Regions from separate parts of the Mus musculus genome. Here regions 2 and 3 are each linked to region 1. Evidence: chromatin loops called from intact Hi-C (ENCODE). Cell type or tissue: left cerebral cortex. All regions are shown on one strand.

Region 1 (5,000 bases):
GCGTCTAACAAGAAAGGGGGCACTGTAGGGTGGGAGGGCCTGGTGCAGGCACACCCTACTCACCGTGTATCTCGGGTCATCTGGATGAACGGCCACAGCCACATCTCCAGGCAGGGTCTCTGGCCTGGTGGTTCCCACCACAATCTCTGTGTCTGGAGACAAGCATTCAAGCACTGAGGTCAGCCATCACCCCTTGCCCTCTCTCCCACACAGGGGAAGTAAGTAAGAGCTGGAGCAGGAAGGAGGAGGGGAGGGGGGAGGGGGAGCAGCCTGCCTCCTTCTCTGCTCTGAACTATCAGGAGTGCAGGTAACTAACAAACTACACTTTAGAACTAATCTTCTGCATTGTTTTACTAAGACAGGGCCTCATGTAGCTGTGGCTGGCTTGGAACTTACTATGTAGACCAGGCGAGCCTTGAACTTGGAATCCTCCCACTTCTGCCCCCAAAGGCTGTGATCTCAGGTACACTTGTCACTAGCTCAGAACTGATCTCTTAGTGGAAGACCTCACAGAGTCACACTAGGTTCCCAATGAAGAGGACCTCGTACCTTTTCTTCCCCTCCAGAATAAGTACCCACAACAGTGCAAACCTACCAGGGGCCCCGGAAACCTCACAGACTTGAGAAAACGGGAAGCAAGGGGAAGAGGGCAACTTTCAGGACCACACTCACCAGGCTCTCCATCCACAGGGAAAGCAACAGAAGCAAGGAGCCCAAAAGACACAGGGGTTGGGCATCCGGGCAGCTGCAGCACCGTGCGGCCAGGCAGAGGCCGGCTTTCCACCTGGAGGGTTGAGGAGGCAGGAAAGAGAAGTCTCTCTGTGGTGCTCACATCCAGGGCTCCTTACAGCTCTCCACCCTGCTTCCGTGCCCTCCCACCCACAGTAAAGTCACGGAGCTCACTCCCATGGCAGACCGCTCTGCTGAGCACAGCGGGAACTCTGTGGCTCTTCCACTGTCCCCACAGGTCACATGCCACCCTCTGATTGGCACGTGGAGAAGCAGAGTGATTGGAGCTTGAGAAAAATCAAATACAGACACCTGTGGCGGCCGCAAGGACCTCACTCCGTCAATCTGTCTTTCTTCCTCTCCCTCACCTCAATGTCTGAGATGGCCGATCGCAAAGTACATGACCAGTTGACAAGCTGGCGGTTCCGGTACAACAATCCCGAGTTGTAGAGTCGCACGAAAGCTTCCGTCACAGCTGCTGAGGAGCCCTGGAACGATCTGAATGTCCATACCTGACGTCCTCCCTCCCTCTGCTGAACTCAGGGATTCCCTCATCCCTCTACCAACACTTCCCACACTGGTCTTTAGCACACATACACCCCCCCACCCGCCCAAACCCACAGGGTCTGTGGCATGAACTCACGGCATCCATGGTGAAACACTCTCGATCCCAGTCCAGAGAGGCACCCAGAGCACACAGCTGTTCATAGATCTCCCCTCCTTTCCTGCACCAGAGATTTCTATCAGTAAATATGACCAGAGCACCTCCCAGCACTAACCATAGGTGCTCGCCAATGCCAGGTACCGGAGGAAATAAAGTGCGCATAGAGCTGACCCCGCTGATGGAGATAGAACCACACACCTGGGGTGGGGCGTCCTATGGCTTTAAAAGATACAGAAAGGTCTCTGCAGGGTTATCTAAACCTTTGGCTTCTCTGAGACACACAGGATGGATGGCTATTTTAGGCTACAACCAGTAGTGTCTAAGCTGTAGCCCACTGGTTGGAGGCACATACATGCACATACATACATGCATTCGTTTTGCATAACACCGTAACAGGTCATTGCCATGTACAAAGTTTACATTTGAGAATTATGTAGTAAAGCAAAAAGTCCTCAAAAGGTTTTAAGTTTACAATTCACAGCTACACTGGGATGCAAGAGGCCCATGGGCCAAGGCCTGTACACACCTATCGGGAGCAGCCACTTTGTGAAAAATGTGTGTGTGTGTGAGAGAGAGAGAAAGAGAGAGAGAAAATGAGAGAGAAAGAGAGAGAGAAGCACATGACCACCACAGACATAGGAAGGCCCAGGGGCATGGGAGAGGTGATGAAGTCCAAAGGAAAATAAGACAAGGAGGTTAAATAAACCACACATTTGTATATATCCATCCATATACACATAAATGTGTGCATCCTAACATGAGCATAGGACACACAAGTGTGCATCCCAACACAAGCATAGTACACACGTGTGTGCATTCTAACATGAGCACAGTATACAGACAAATGTGCACATTGTGACACACACGCACACACACACACTCTTGGCTCAGACATCATTCCCTCTGCTCCGAGACAGTGAAGCACAAGGCCAGAAAAACCAAATGCTACAAGTCAGAAGTAGTGCTGACAATCCCACTGGCCCTGCCCTCGTACTCATGTTTCCACTGCCACACGGCCCTGAGGAAGTCTTCCCGGCTCAGCTCATGTCTCCGCACCCTCTGCTCCTTCCATAGCTGCTTCTCCACCATGGCCTGAAATGGGATCAGGTGTAAATGAAAGCTAGTCAGGCTTCACATAAAGACGGCACTTTCAACCAAGCAGAGGGGGGCACAAGACCCACCTGTGTAGCAATTCCTGCGTGATCAGACCCGGGGATCCACAGCACGCGATCCCCACGCATCCGGTGCCTGCCACAGAAACACCATGGGGACTCTGAGCTCACTGATCCTCACTTCCAGCCTTCCCTTCGGGAACTGCAGTGGCCCCACCGCCTCTCACCAGCGCACAAGTGCGTCCTGGATCGCCACTGTGAGTGCATGGCCAATGTGCAGGGAGCCGGTGACATTGGGAGGTGGGATACACATGGAAAAGGTCTCCCCTGTAGCTTGGGGCAGCCTTGCCTGGAAGGAATGAGGAAGTCAGAGGCGAGGGAGAACTAGTTGTTGCTGTTGCCTAGGGGAACAGCACCCTCTGGTGCCTTGGGGCAAAAAGAACTTCAAGAAGGCCAGGTGTAGTGGCACACGTGTGAAAAGGCAGAGGAAGGCAGATCTCTGAGTTTGAGGCCAGCCTCGTCTACAGAGTTCCAGGACGGCCAGGACTACGTGGAGAAACAGTGTCTCAAATTTATTATTATTATTATTATTATTATTATTATTATTGAAATCCAACACGGGGGAGGCAAAAAGAAAACCAGGGGCCGAAAGAAATAAACATCAACTGTGAAGTTAGCCTGTGCCCACCAAGTTCAAGGGCCACTCACTCTGTCTTAAGGACCTCATAGAAGCCCTCTGCCGCGCACTGACCTGATACTCTGGTTTGAAGAAGCCCTCTCGCACCCACCACTGGTACCAGGCCGCTTCAACATACTGGGGACTGTAAGCAGGAGGCAGGGGCCCAGAAACATCTGTGGAAGCAGAACAGAGATCCACTACTGAACTGCATGTTAGCAGACCAAAGAGCAACAACATCGCAAAACACACCCTACACTTTACCTTTCTTTTCACCTGGCCCGGTGGGGATTTCATACAATACTACCTCCTTGTGACTCCAGGCCTTAGTGGGCACTGCAGGTATCTGCAGGGAGGAAACAGGGTGTGTGTGTGTGTTGCGGAGTGGGGGTGGAGGCTGCAATCCCCAATACACCACAGTCATCTGGATCCCTGCGCCAGTCTCTTTCAGCCCCTTCCCAAGTCTTGGGAGACCCAAGGACTGACCCCTGACCTTGCTCTTCTCAGCTAGCCCAGCCTCCAGGGCCGCCTGTTTCTCGCGCAGGCGCTTCTGTTTGGCTTCACGGTTCCTCCGAGAGACAGGGGAGCCGTGGGGCTCCGGCTGTGTACAAAGTGCCTGGGGCCTGGAAAGACCCCATGAGGGCCTCAGCCCCCAGAGCGGTGGCCGGAAAGAGGCCAGAGGCAAATGAGGCATCGGGAGTGTTTGGGAAGGGATGGAGGTCTGCTCACTACGAGGCCATGGGATGCAGGAGGTCGCAACCCTTCACTCCCATCCGCAGGACCCTCTCTCACTCTACGTCCTTCCGCCTAGGGGCGGAGCGCACGGTGTGGACAGCACTCTGGAATCACTGAAACCAGGGCGTCCAGAGAAGGCGGGAGCTCTGCCCGTCACCGGGCACTGACGCGGACACGAAGGTTGGGGTTCGGAAGCCTGGGACCACCCCCACCCCCGCAACCTCGGCCATGCGCCTCTAACTCGAACGTCCCGGCGAACTCAGAGCCGATAGGTGCATGGCGAGGTGCGCGCGCATGCGTGGGCGGGGACACGCAGGCGCATGCGTAAAAGACTCTCGCTCCTCCGGCTTTCTGGCTAGAAGCGGGTATCACTGCGTTGGGTAGGGAAACGCCGGCAGACGTCTGAAGCCGCGTAGATTTTTTTCCATAATTTTATTAAACAAGAAATATCCCGGTGTGTAAACAAAATACATCTGAGTTGGAAAGCTGCCCGCCCGGGGCTGGACCTGGCCGGCTCAGGAGCTGTGCTTCTGCCGCTTCCAGAAGCGCTTGACGTCGCTGTGCCCTGCCGGCGTCACCACCATCAGCCGCTTGGCCGAGTTCTCGAACACAAGCACGCCCAGCTCCCGCGCGTGGGCCAGCAGCAGTTCAAAGTCCACTTGCGACAGGAACTGGTTATACAGGACGCCTGGGGTCGGGTGGGACAGGCAGGAGGTGAGGGGCTGCAGTGGTCTCTGCCCCTCCAAGCAGCATGCAGGCAGGGGCTGCAGGCCACAGTTCTTAGGACTAATTCTCTACGGATAGTCGACTGTTCAACTTTAACACCTGTGGCATCCAGACACTCGAAAAGACAGCAGAATCCACAAGAAAAGCCACGCAAACCCACCTAAAGAGAAGACTGAATTACCCTGCCTCTTATCCCCTCACCTAGCTTAATTCAAACTGCACTGATTTGGGACATATTTCCTGCTACTAATATACCAAAATAAAAGATCAGTCTTCCTCTCCTTCCCTTTTGAGAAACAAATACGAAATGCACAAAACTTTTGCGTGAAATTGCTGGCCTTACCTCTTTAGCCAATGA
Region 2 (5,000 bases), 75 kb before region 1:
TTAGCTTTCTTTCTAGCGTGGCTCTCACTTGTTTAACCAGAGCTTTTGTCCTGAAAATCTGGGGACTAGAGATCCCCACCAGCTTCTCCAGCCCCCAACCCCGCCCGGGGCAGAAAAACATCCTGCCTTCTGCTCAGATCTGTAGGTGAGTGTCCAGCTTCAGCCACAGTTGTCCTCCAAGGAGCTTGCAGACCTCTTTTAAATGCTTAAATTAATTTAAAGACCTTATTATGGGTTAGATGTTTATATGTAGAAAAACAATACTGTTTAACGCCTATAGTTATTAAGAAAATTTCTGGAATGTTCTTGATCTGAGGACAAGAAAGGATAGGCTCTTGGTTACCATGGAAACCATAGTCACGGGTTTTTGTTTTTGTGTTTGATTTTTTAAGATTTACTTATTTATTTTATGTATGTGAGTACACTGTAGCTGTACTGATGGCTGTGAGCCATCATGTGGTTGCTGGGAATTTGAATTCAGGACCTCTGCTCGCTCCAGTCGACCCTGCTCATTCTGGCCTAAAGATTTAGTTATTATTATAAATAAGTACACTGTAGCTGTCTTCAGACACACCAGAAAAGGGCGTCAGATCTCATTATGAATGGTTGTGAGCCACTGTGTGGTTGCTGGGATTTGAACTCAGGACCTTAGGAAGAGCAGTCAGTGCTCTTAACCACTGAGCCATCTCTCCAGCTCAGTCACAGATATTTTGATGTGTTTGTTTGTTTGTTTGTTTTTATGATAGGATCTTACTATGTAGGCCTGGCTGGCCTGGAACCTGCTATATAGACCACACTTGGCCTCAAATTCACAGATATTCTCCTGCCTCTGTCTCCAAAGGATTTTTTTGTCACTGTACTTTAGTGGAGTCTCCTTTACTGTCTTTTTTGTTTTTAAAGATTTATTTTTATTTTATGTATGTGGATGTTTTGCCTTCATGTATGTTTGTGAACCACAGGTGCGCCTGTTGTATGCAGAAGCCAGAAGAAAAAGATGTCGGATCCTCTAGAGCTGAAGTTGCAGATGGTTGTGAGCCACCCCGGAGGTGCTGGGAACTGAACCTGGGACCTCCTGAAGAGCAGCCAGTGCTCTGGACTGTTAGCCATCTCTCCAGCCTCTTCTTCTTCTTCTTCTTCTTCTTCTTCTTCTTCTTCTTCTTCTTCTTCTTCTTCTTCTTCTTCTTCTTCCTCTTCCTCTTCCTCTTCCTCTTCCTCTTCCTCTTCCTCTTCCTCTTCTTCTTCTTCTTCTTCTTCTTCTTCTTCTTCTTCTTCTTCTTCTTCTTCTTCTTCTTCTTCTTTTTTGTTTTTTTGTTTGTTTGTTGTTGTTTTTTAGACTACCACTTTATTTTATTCGAAGGGCCTCACTGGGAGAAAAATATAGCCTCATCTTGATAAGCCATAAGTTAGGCGGAGGAGGCAAGACATGACCAAATCCATTGAGGAACCGATAAACAAAACTGGATCGGGCGTGCCTATGGCTGTGAAGGAGGACCCAGGTGTTCTGGCCTTATCTGGGTTCTGTTTTCACTCTGCAGCTTGTCATAGAACCACTGACTCAGGTTGTTAATGTGACAAGGGTCGTCAGAAGCCTTACAGTTAGAACAGGTGTCCTGCTGCACGCCTGAATTCCAAGCCCTTGGAAGGCAGAGGCAGGAGCATCAGGAATTCACTCATCCTTGGCAAGTTCAAGGCCAGCATGAGGTACACTCCACCCTCTCTCAAAATACAAAAAAACAAAACAACACACACACACATGCACGCACGCACGCACGCACGTCTGCCATTTTAAAGTTTTTGAAAAAAGGTTAAAAAACAAACAAACAAACAAAAACAACCAAAAAACCCTGCAGTGCCGCCTGGAAGAGGAAAACTCGGTAAATCTCTGCTGTCCCGCTCTCACTCACCCTCCCAGCTGAAGTCAGTGCTTGTCTCAGAGTTAGTGCCCCGTGAGGAACACAGCGTGAGTAAGCGGCCGAAGGGCGTAACTGTTTTACGTGAGGAAGTGAGGCCCTGGGGTTAAGTGACTCACCAAGCCACTTATCACATTTTGTGGGTTATAAAACATAATTATTTTCACATTTAACGTCTTTCGAATGTGGCTATGTCCTAGCACTAGCGTCATGTTCCAGCCAAATTGATTATTTTTTTTTCTTAGTGGTGCATGCAAGAATGGTGTTACGTAGCCAATGGGGTCTTTATAGTCAGAGGGAGTTGGTTGGTGTTAGTGGATGTGTGCTCTGCCTACATGTCGTCAAGCACGGTTGAGAAGGGAGCTGGGGTGTGACAGGGATCTTAGGGACTTCAATGCATGCCAACTTCCCGAGTTCCGTTCTTGAAAATAATAAATCAACTAACTCTTAGGAGAGACGCTAATCCCTGGGCCACTACCCAGTTTTGCCACTAGGGGGCTCATGAGCACGCTTCGTCTAGGGTTTGCAGGCGGGCAGTCTTGATTGCTTCTGGAGGCCTTCCTTGGTTGCCATGGATACTGTTTCCATAGTTGTTTGACTGTTGTGGCTTGTTTTCTCCCATTATTTATTTTTGCATGCTGAGCATATATTCAGACCATGTCATCCATTCTCTGGGCTAAGCATGTCTGTTCTACTCAGTTCAGGATGCATCGTGATGGTGTGTGTCAGCTGAGCCCACCCAGACTTGGTTCCACTCCTTTACCTTCCGTTTTCACCAACCCGGAAGCTTCTAGAACTAGCTGCTCTTTAATTTGTTTGCAGCTCTGTGGTGCTGCCATTCATGTAACAGAGAGCAGCAGCAGGCTGCTCATCACCCGGAGTGAATACTAATGGTAACCGGAAAGAACCGGTCTATTGTCCGGTTGACAGTAGCTCCTAGTGGGATGCTCCAGTGACTTTTTAATGGTTCACATTTTTTGGCAACTTCTCTAGATTTCTAATACTGTTCAGGAGCCTGGAAAGATGCCTCAGTGGTTTTGGACACTTCTTTTTTTTTTTTTTAGACAGGGTTTCTCTGTGTAGCTCTGGCTGTCCTGGAACTCACTTTGTAGACCAGGCTGGCCTTGAACTCAGAGATCCGCCTGCCTCTGCCTCCCAAGTGCTGGGATTAAAGGAGTGCGCCACCACTGCCTGACACTTCTTGCTCTAGCAGAGGATGCAGGCAGTGAACAAATATATTTACGGAAACTCAAGTCTACCTCCTGGCTGGCTCCACTGAGGTGTAAGAGACCGAAGGGGTGTCTGTGCCAGATAAACGGTAGGGAAAGTCCTGACTGCAGCTGTGTTTACAAAGGTGTCAAAGATACTTTATAAGGAAGGTGTCGCAGCATCCTCGTGCGGTGGATGCGGGCTGATTGGAATGTGCGCCGGTAGCCGAGATGTGTTTGTAAGAGTGACTCACCTAAGCGGTTATTTCTCTGGGGTGAGCATGTCTGTTCTACTCAGTTCAGGATGCATCGTGATGGTGTGTGTCAGCTGAGCCCACCCAGACTTGGTTCCACTCCTTAATCACACAGCGAGGCTATTAGATGGGGTGGGCTGGACGCATGCGCAAAAGGTGAGGCATGAAACAGGTATGGGTTAACTACCCTTGAGTTTTGTACATGAATGAACTAGCAACTGTGGTTGGAAGCTAACTGCCAATCTTTGTCGCTCTAGTGAGCCCCTGTGAAAGGTCAGGGGCTCAGGGGGGGTTATCAAGGTGTGTTCTTTATTTTTTCCTCTCTGGAGCCGCAGCGACTTCTACAGACACCACACAGACAGAGCAGCGCCCCGCCATCACAGAGAGTGTAAGGGAGATTGGGAAAAGATGTTTTTCAGGCAGGCACAATGCCACCTCACACAGAATTCAGCCTCTTCAAGTATGAAAGAGAGGCCGGGACTCAACTCTCTCGTTTGCTTTGCCCTCATCGATAGTCCTTAAAAGCCCCGTAATATGAGCATTTTCCTGTTCCCACTGAGAAATGCAAAACCCGAGCGAAGCTAATAGGAGTCCTTGCATTTGCCCTTATAGGACTCACAATTTAAATAGTGATGCCAGCAAGGTAGCGCGGTAGGTAAAGGTGCCAAACCTGATGAGCTGAGATTCATTCTGGAGCCCACGGGGTAGAGAGAGAACCACCCCACAGACTGTCCTCTGAACTCCACATAGTCACTGCGTGCACACAAAGTTAAAGATTTTATTAACTTTAAAAGATTTATGATTTTTTTTTTTTTTTTTTTTTTTTTGGTTTTTCGAGACAGGGTTTCTCTGTATAGCCCTGGCTGTCTTGGAACTCACTTTGTAGACCAGGCTGGCCTCGAACTCAGAAATCCACCTGCCTCTGCCTCCCAAGTGCTGGGATTAAAGGCGTGCGCCACCACGCCCGGCCCTAAGATTTACGATTTTATGTGCATGAGTGCTTCACTTACATGTATGTCTATGTACCACCTGTGTGTCCAGTGCCTGCAGAGGCAGGGCTGGAGTTATAGACAACTGTGAGCTATCACCTAGTTGCTGGGAACATAGTCTGGGTCCTTTGCAAGGGCAACAAGTGTTGAGCCATCTCGCTAGCCTCCACATAAATTTTAAAGTATGATAGGAGGAAGGAGGAAAAGAGAGAGAGAAAAAAATAGATTAGTGGGTGCGAAGTTACAGTTAGGAAAAAGAAACCCTTTGAACTATTACACAGTAAGGTGAATATATGTGTGTGTGTGTGTGTGTATTTGTGTATATACTATATATTTATATATTGTATACATTGTATATATAGTATATACATTGTATATAGATTATATGTTGTACATATACAATATAATGTATATTCATATACAAATATACACATGTATACATATATAAGACATCATTGTTCTCTCTAATATAGATATTTATATTGATTATAAATATAAAATATATATTTATACATGTATTGTATATATTTTTAAAATTTATTGTGTATGACTATTTCACTGGCTTTATGTATGTGCAGCATGTGTATGCATTGCTCATGGAAGTCAGAATAGAGTGCTGTATCCTCTGAAACTGGCGTT
Region 3 (5,000 bases), 81 kb before region 1:
TTCATAGAGTAATGCAAATGAGGCAGTGCTTGTGCACCGGGCTCCAGGAACTCGAGCCCAAGACATTAGAGAGTCTCAAATCTCAAGAGCAGCTGTCTTTCAGTTGGACTCTGGCCAGTACTGAGGGGACACATAACACATTGAGACTCACTGGCCCCAGAGCACAAAGCACAGGGACGCTATTAGCAGAAGGCTGGACGAGTCTTGGGTCTCTGGAAGGAGAAATCGGGAGACGACCAGGCAAAAGTGTGGAGAAGACAAAGCTCTGAAAACTACACAGTGGTCCAAAATGTGTGGACTGCACCTCGCTCAGCTCTGGACAGGAGTGGAAAGTGTGAAAGGAAAGTGTGTGCCCTGGACAGGATGCTGAGAGGCTCAGAGCTCCCAAAAGGATACATTGGTATCCTGATACATTTGTAAATCTCCAAGAATGTGGGAGTGTCCAGACACCACAGCGAATGCAACAGCCAGTTTTCCTGGGTGGCGATCTTTCCTGCTTGAGTTCTTGAAAATGTATATATTTATTTAATTTAAAAATACTTAATTTTGGCCGGGCATGGTGGCGCACACCTTTAATCCCAGCACTCAGGAGGCAGAGGGAAGCGAATTTCTGAGTTCGAGGCCAGCCTGGTCTACAGAGTGAGTTCCAGGACAGCCAGGGGCTACACAGAGAGACCCTGTCTCAAAAAAAAAAAAAAAGTTTTGGGCTGGTCAGTGGTGCGTATGCCTTTAATCCCCTTCCCTCAAAAATATTTTTAATTTTGTGTATATCTGTGCACACAAATGCAGGTGCTACTGCTGGCCACAAGAGGGCACCAGATCCCTTGGAGCCAGGGCTGTTCCAGGTGTTTGTGAGTTGCTCTATGTGGAGGCTGAGTTTGAACTTGGATCCTTCTGCCAAGAGTAAGAGTAGCAAGTACTCTTAACCACTGAGCCATCTCTCCAGCCTTGATTTAAAAGAAAACAGTTCAAATCTTTTTTTCTTTTTCTTTTTCTTTTTCTTTTTCTTTTTCTTTTTCTTTTTCTTTTTCTTTTTCTTTTTCTTTTTCTTTTTCTTTTTCTTTTTCTTTTTCTTTTTCTTTTTCTTTTTCTTTTTCTTTTTCTTTTTCTTTTTCGAGACAGGGTTTCTCTGTGTAGCCCTGGCTGTCCTGGAACTCACTTTGTAGACCAGGCTGGCCTCGAACTCAGAAATTCGCCTGCCTCTGCCTCCCGAGTGCTGGGATTAAAGGCATGCGCCAGTTCAATTCTTTAGTGCCTTAATGTATATTAATTCCTACAAGACCTTAACGAACAGTTTTAAACTTTTACCACATTAGCATGTCATATACACTTTAAAATACTAACATCCACAAGCCTGAGCCATGCACACACCAGGCTAGTGCTACTACCAGCCAGGTCCAGAGGCCCAGCATTGTTTTTCTTCTTCTTCTTCTTCTTCTTCTTCTTCTTCTTCTTCTTCTTCTTCTTCTTCTTCTTCTTCTTCTTCTTCTTCTTCTCCTTCTCCTTCTCCTTCTCCTTCTCCTTCTCATTCTTCTCCTTCTTCTTCTTCTCCTTCTTCTTCTTCTCCTTCTTCTTTTTTGATTTTTGAGACAGGGTTTCTCTGTGTAGCCCTGGCTGTCCTGGAACTCACTCTGTAGACCAGGCTGGCCTCGAACTCAGAAATCCGCCTGCCTCTGCTTCCCGAATGCTGGGATTAAAGGTGTGTGCCACCACGCCCGGCCATTGTTTCTTCTTTTTAAAAAATTATTTTTTGTGTGCATGTGCGTTTTGCTTGCACGTTATGTCTGGGATCACGTGAACGCCTAGTGTTCATGGAATCCAGAGGAGAATGTTGTGTCCCTTGGAACTGGCGTTACCGAGAGTTATGAGCCGCAGTATGGGATGCTGGGACCCGAAGTCCTGTCCTTTCCAAGAGCAGTGTGTTGTTCCTACCTGCTGAGCCATCTCTCCAGCCCCTATTTTTTGTTTTATTCCTTAACAGTGTGTAATTACCCAGCTGTGTTTAGTGCCCTGGCATTGACATTGTTTAGCTGTAGTAATCAGCAGGGGGTTACCTGGAGAGCCTTAAGAACTTGCAACAATGTTTAGAAGAAATGAGTGAGCAGGTGCAGAGCTTTGGGGAATGGCAACCAGACAACATTCGGTTCTCCACAGAGCATCAGTCTGGGAAGCTCAATATCGATCTGTTGCCAGCAGAGGGAGCCAGTGGGACGCCAGTAGAGGAAAGAACGCTTGCTTTCTGGCGAATGCTTGGGCAGGAGCCCTCTGTGGTCCAGTGACATTCAGGGGGCTCAATCCCAGCTGTGTATGCTAAGGACGCGTGTTCTCTCGACCACAGACAGAGACTGAGCGCCTCGGGCCTTGCATACAAGAAGTGGTTTCCAACCACCCCTCTCCCCTTCAGACCTCTCTGCCTCACCGGCGCCCCTGACTGTGGTCCCAGGATAAAAGTGATGTCATCTGACAACCAGGTGCTCAGACTGTTTGACATGCAGTCTAGTGCAGTAGTGAGTGGCATCCCCTTCCAACGTCGCCGTTTTGTGTGTCCTCTAACTCAGTCCCAGGAAGGTTTCTGGCTTCTTATATGACTGAAGTTACTACCCCATTGCTTACTAAGCGACAATCTGGGTCAAAGGTTGACTCCTAGTTCCTGACTATACCTTGAATCCTTGGTGGACCTCTTTTTGTTTGATTGATTTTTGGGTTTGGGGGTTTGTTTTTACATAATTTTTTTTAAAAAATGTATGTATGCACTGTGAAAACTTTGTCTGCCTAAGTGGATGTGGGTCACTTATGTGCCTGGTGTCCTGGGAGGGCCGAAGAGGACGTCAAATCCTCTGGAACTGGAGTTACTGACAGTTGTGAGCCACCTCGTCGGTACTGGGAGCCAAACACTGGAAGAGTAGCAAGTGCTCTTAAAATCTGAGCTCTCTCAAGTCTCTGATTTTTTTTTAAGGCGCGCGCACGTGTGTGTGTGTGTGTGTGTGTGTGTGTGTATGTGTGTGTTTGTGTGTATGTGTCCAAGACAACTTGTGGGAATCAGTTCTCTCTTCCTACCACATGGGTCCCAGAGATGGAACCCTGTCACCAGGCTTGGCAGGGAGCAAGCACCTTTAGCAGATGGGACATCTCACCAGCCCCAGATTTAGGGGTTTTGTGACATATCTCATGTAGCCCAGATGGGCCTCTTGCTCACTGTAGAGCTGAAGATGGTCTTGTACTCCTGATTGTCCTGCCTCTGCCTCCGAGACCTGGGACTACGGGCGAGTGCTATGCTATCCTGCCAGCCTTGCAGTGGGCATCTTGAGCTGTAGTCTGTGTGTGGTCCCAGGTCTTCATAAGAGGCTGTGACAAAGCTGTCACAGGAAAGCCAGGCACCTGCAGTTAGGGACCAGCTGCTGCCAGTGGGGTCAACAGAGGCTACCCAGCTGTGGACCTTTGCCTATGTCGATGAGGCTGGTAAAATGGAAAGAAACCTAAGCCCTGGGTCTCGTCTTCCTCCTCAGAGGATCCCCCTGGAGGGGTGTGTTTGAAGCAAACAGTAGCCCAGTTCCCCTTGGAACACCTCATTGAAGGCTCTGCAGGTATCAGTTGACCTGGTCACTCCCTGAGGGCATTTCTGCATTCATCTTCCTGGGGCAGGTCCAGCTGCCAAGTTCTCAGGACTACCTGGAAAGAGCTGGGAAGGCTGGAGCAGGGGAGGTTGGAAACAGGTTTTGACTTAATCTTAAATAATTTTCAGCATGGCTAGCAGGATCTCCATGACAGGCTTCAGCCTTCAGTGAGCAAACCACTCACAGGGTGGAACGCAGGAGGCAGGGGTGGGGTCCCTGAGCCGTGTTGGCTCAGGCAGGGTGTGAGCGTCTCGGACCTGGTCAGTTAGGTCAGGCGTTCTAGACACCTGAGGGCTCTTGGTACCCCCATCCCTGCTGAGGTCTAGCTGTGGAAATCCTGCTTCCAGAATGTTCCACGGAATATCTTATCTGCCAAATCCACTTGTCACTTATCTGCCATGGCCACTAATGTTCAATCCTGATTTAACCACTCAGTTGTCTCCCCACTTAGTCAAAGGAAACAGAGCCGTACCTACTGAGGAGAAGCCAGGGTGTCTACTTGAATTGTGTGGAGTTATTTATTTCATACTTCTGGAGTCTTGTTTTATTTCACCCCTCTAGCACGTTTTGTTTTTGTTTTTGTTTTTTCTTTTCTTTTCTTAATTTCTTTTTTTCTTTTTGAGACAGAATTATGCTAGGTAGCTCAGGCTAGCCTCAAATTCAAGACAATCCTCTGCCTCTGCCTCCCAAGTGCTGAGATTAAAGGCGTGCGCCACCACGCCCAAGTCTGAGAAACTGAGTTTCACCAGTGCACTCTGAGAGTACTTGACTTTTTTTTTTTTAACTTCATTATTTTTATTTTTTCTGTGCATAGTTGTTGCATCTGTGAGGATGTTGGATGCCCTGGAAGTGATGTTACAGGCAGTAGTGAGATGCCATGTGGGTGCTTGTGTGTGTGTGTGTATGTTTGTGTGTGTGACTTCAGGTGAGTGTGTGTGTATGTGTGTCTACAGGTGAGTGTGAGTGTGACTGCAGGTGAGTGTGTGAGAGACTTCAGGTGACTGTGAATGTGTGTGTGTGTGTATGACTGCATGTGAATGTGTGTGTGTGTATGACTGCAGGTAAGTGTGTGTGTGTGTGTGTATGACTGCAGGTGAGTGTGCGTGTGTATGGAGGTCAGAGGAGAACATTTTGGGTTTGTACCATTCCTGTTTGAGCCTCCCACCATGCTAAAGGAGTGGTGGGATTACAGATATGGCCACCACTCCTGGATTTCTTCATGGGCCCTGAAGATTGAACTCAGGTCCTTGAACTTGTCTGACAAGTGCTTTTAGCCAACAAATTATCTCACCAGCCCCTCAGGGCTTTTAAAAATAATTTTCATATGCATGGTGTTTTGCTTGCTTGTACATCTGTGCACTGCTTGTGTGCCTAGTGCATTCAGGG

What was found. Hi-C counts contacts between places; a loop is a spot of excess contacts. Peaks named below come from ENCODE experiments on the same cell type or tissue, not always from the same donor. Only the 100,000 strongest peaks of a DNase experiment are listed, where the experiment ranks them.
Region 2: it touches region 1 in a loop (5-fold over the local background); 6 of 42 quality-filtered maps call a loop at or near these places.
Region 3: it touches region 1 in a loop (7-fold over the local background); 6 of 42 quality-filtered maps call a loop at or near these places.

The regions. Positions count from the first base shown.
Region 1 is chr17:35,663,399-35,668,398 of GRCm38, forward strand. Vars2 (valyl-tRNA synthetase 2, mitochondrial) reads right to left here and starts at 4,194. Exons shown (of 29, transcript NM_175137.4): 1 at 3,675-4,194; 2 at 3,446-3,527; 3 at 3,257-3,357; 4 at 2,733-2,854; 5 at 2,575-2,641; 6 at 2,388-2,485; 7 at 1,373-1,454; 8 at 1,098-1,217; 9 at 673-784; 10 at 64-152. The coding sequence starts at 3,875. It overlaps Gtf2h4 (general transcription factor II H, polypeptide 4), which reads right to left. Exons shown (of 14, transcript NM_010364.4): 14 at 4,330-4,604. The coding sequence ends at 4,432. In left cerebral cortex, CTCF peaks have their summits at 2,932 (motif pointing left) and 4,464; DNase peaks (open chromatin) are centred at 2,878, 3,420, 3,530, 3,772 and 1 more place; H3K4me3 peaks cover 1,799 bases; H3K27ac peaks cover 1,482 bases.
Region 2 is chr17:35,588,598-35,593,597 of GRCm38, forward strand. It overlaps Gm41577 (a long non-coding RNA gene), which reads left to right. Exons shown (of 3, transcript XR_876776.1): 1 at 1-145; 2 at 960-1,046. Among named protein-coding and RNA genes, the nearest start is that of Gm41577, 2.5 kb to the left of the region's middle. In left cerebral cortex, a CTCF peak has its summit at 2,398 (motif pointing right); DNase peaks (open chromatin) are centred at 2,453 and 3,298; H3K27ac peaks cover 322 bases.
Region 3 is chr17:35,582,277-35,587,276 of GRCm38, forward strand. No RefSeq gene overlaps it. Among named protein-coding and RNA genes, the nearest start is that of Gm41577, 3.8 kb to the right of the region's middle. In left cerebral cortex, CTCF peaks have their summits at 807 (motif pointing right) and 2,200 (motif pointing right); a DNase peak (open chromatin) is centred at 2,200; H3K4me3 peaks cover 189 bases.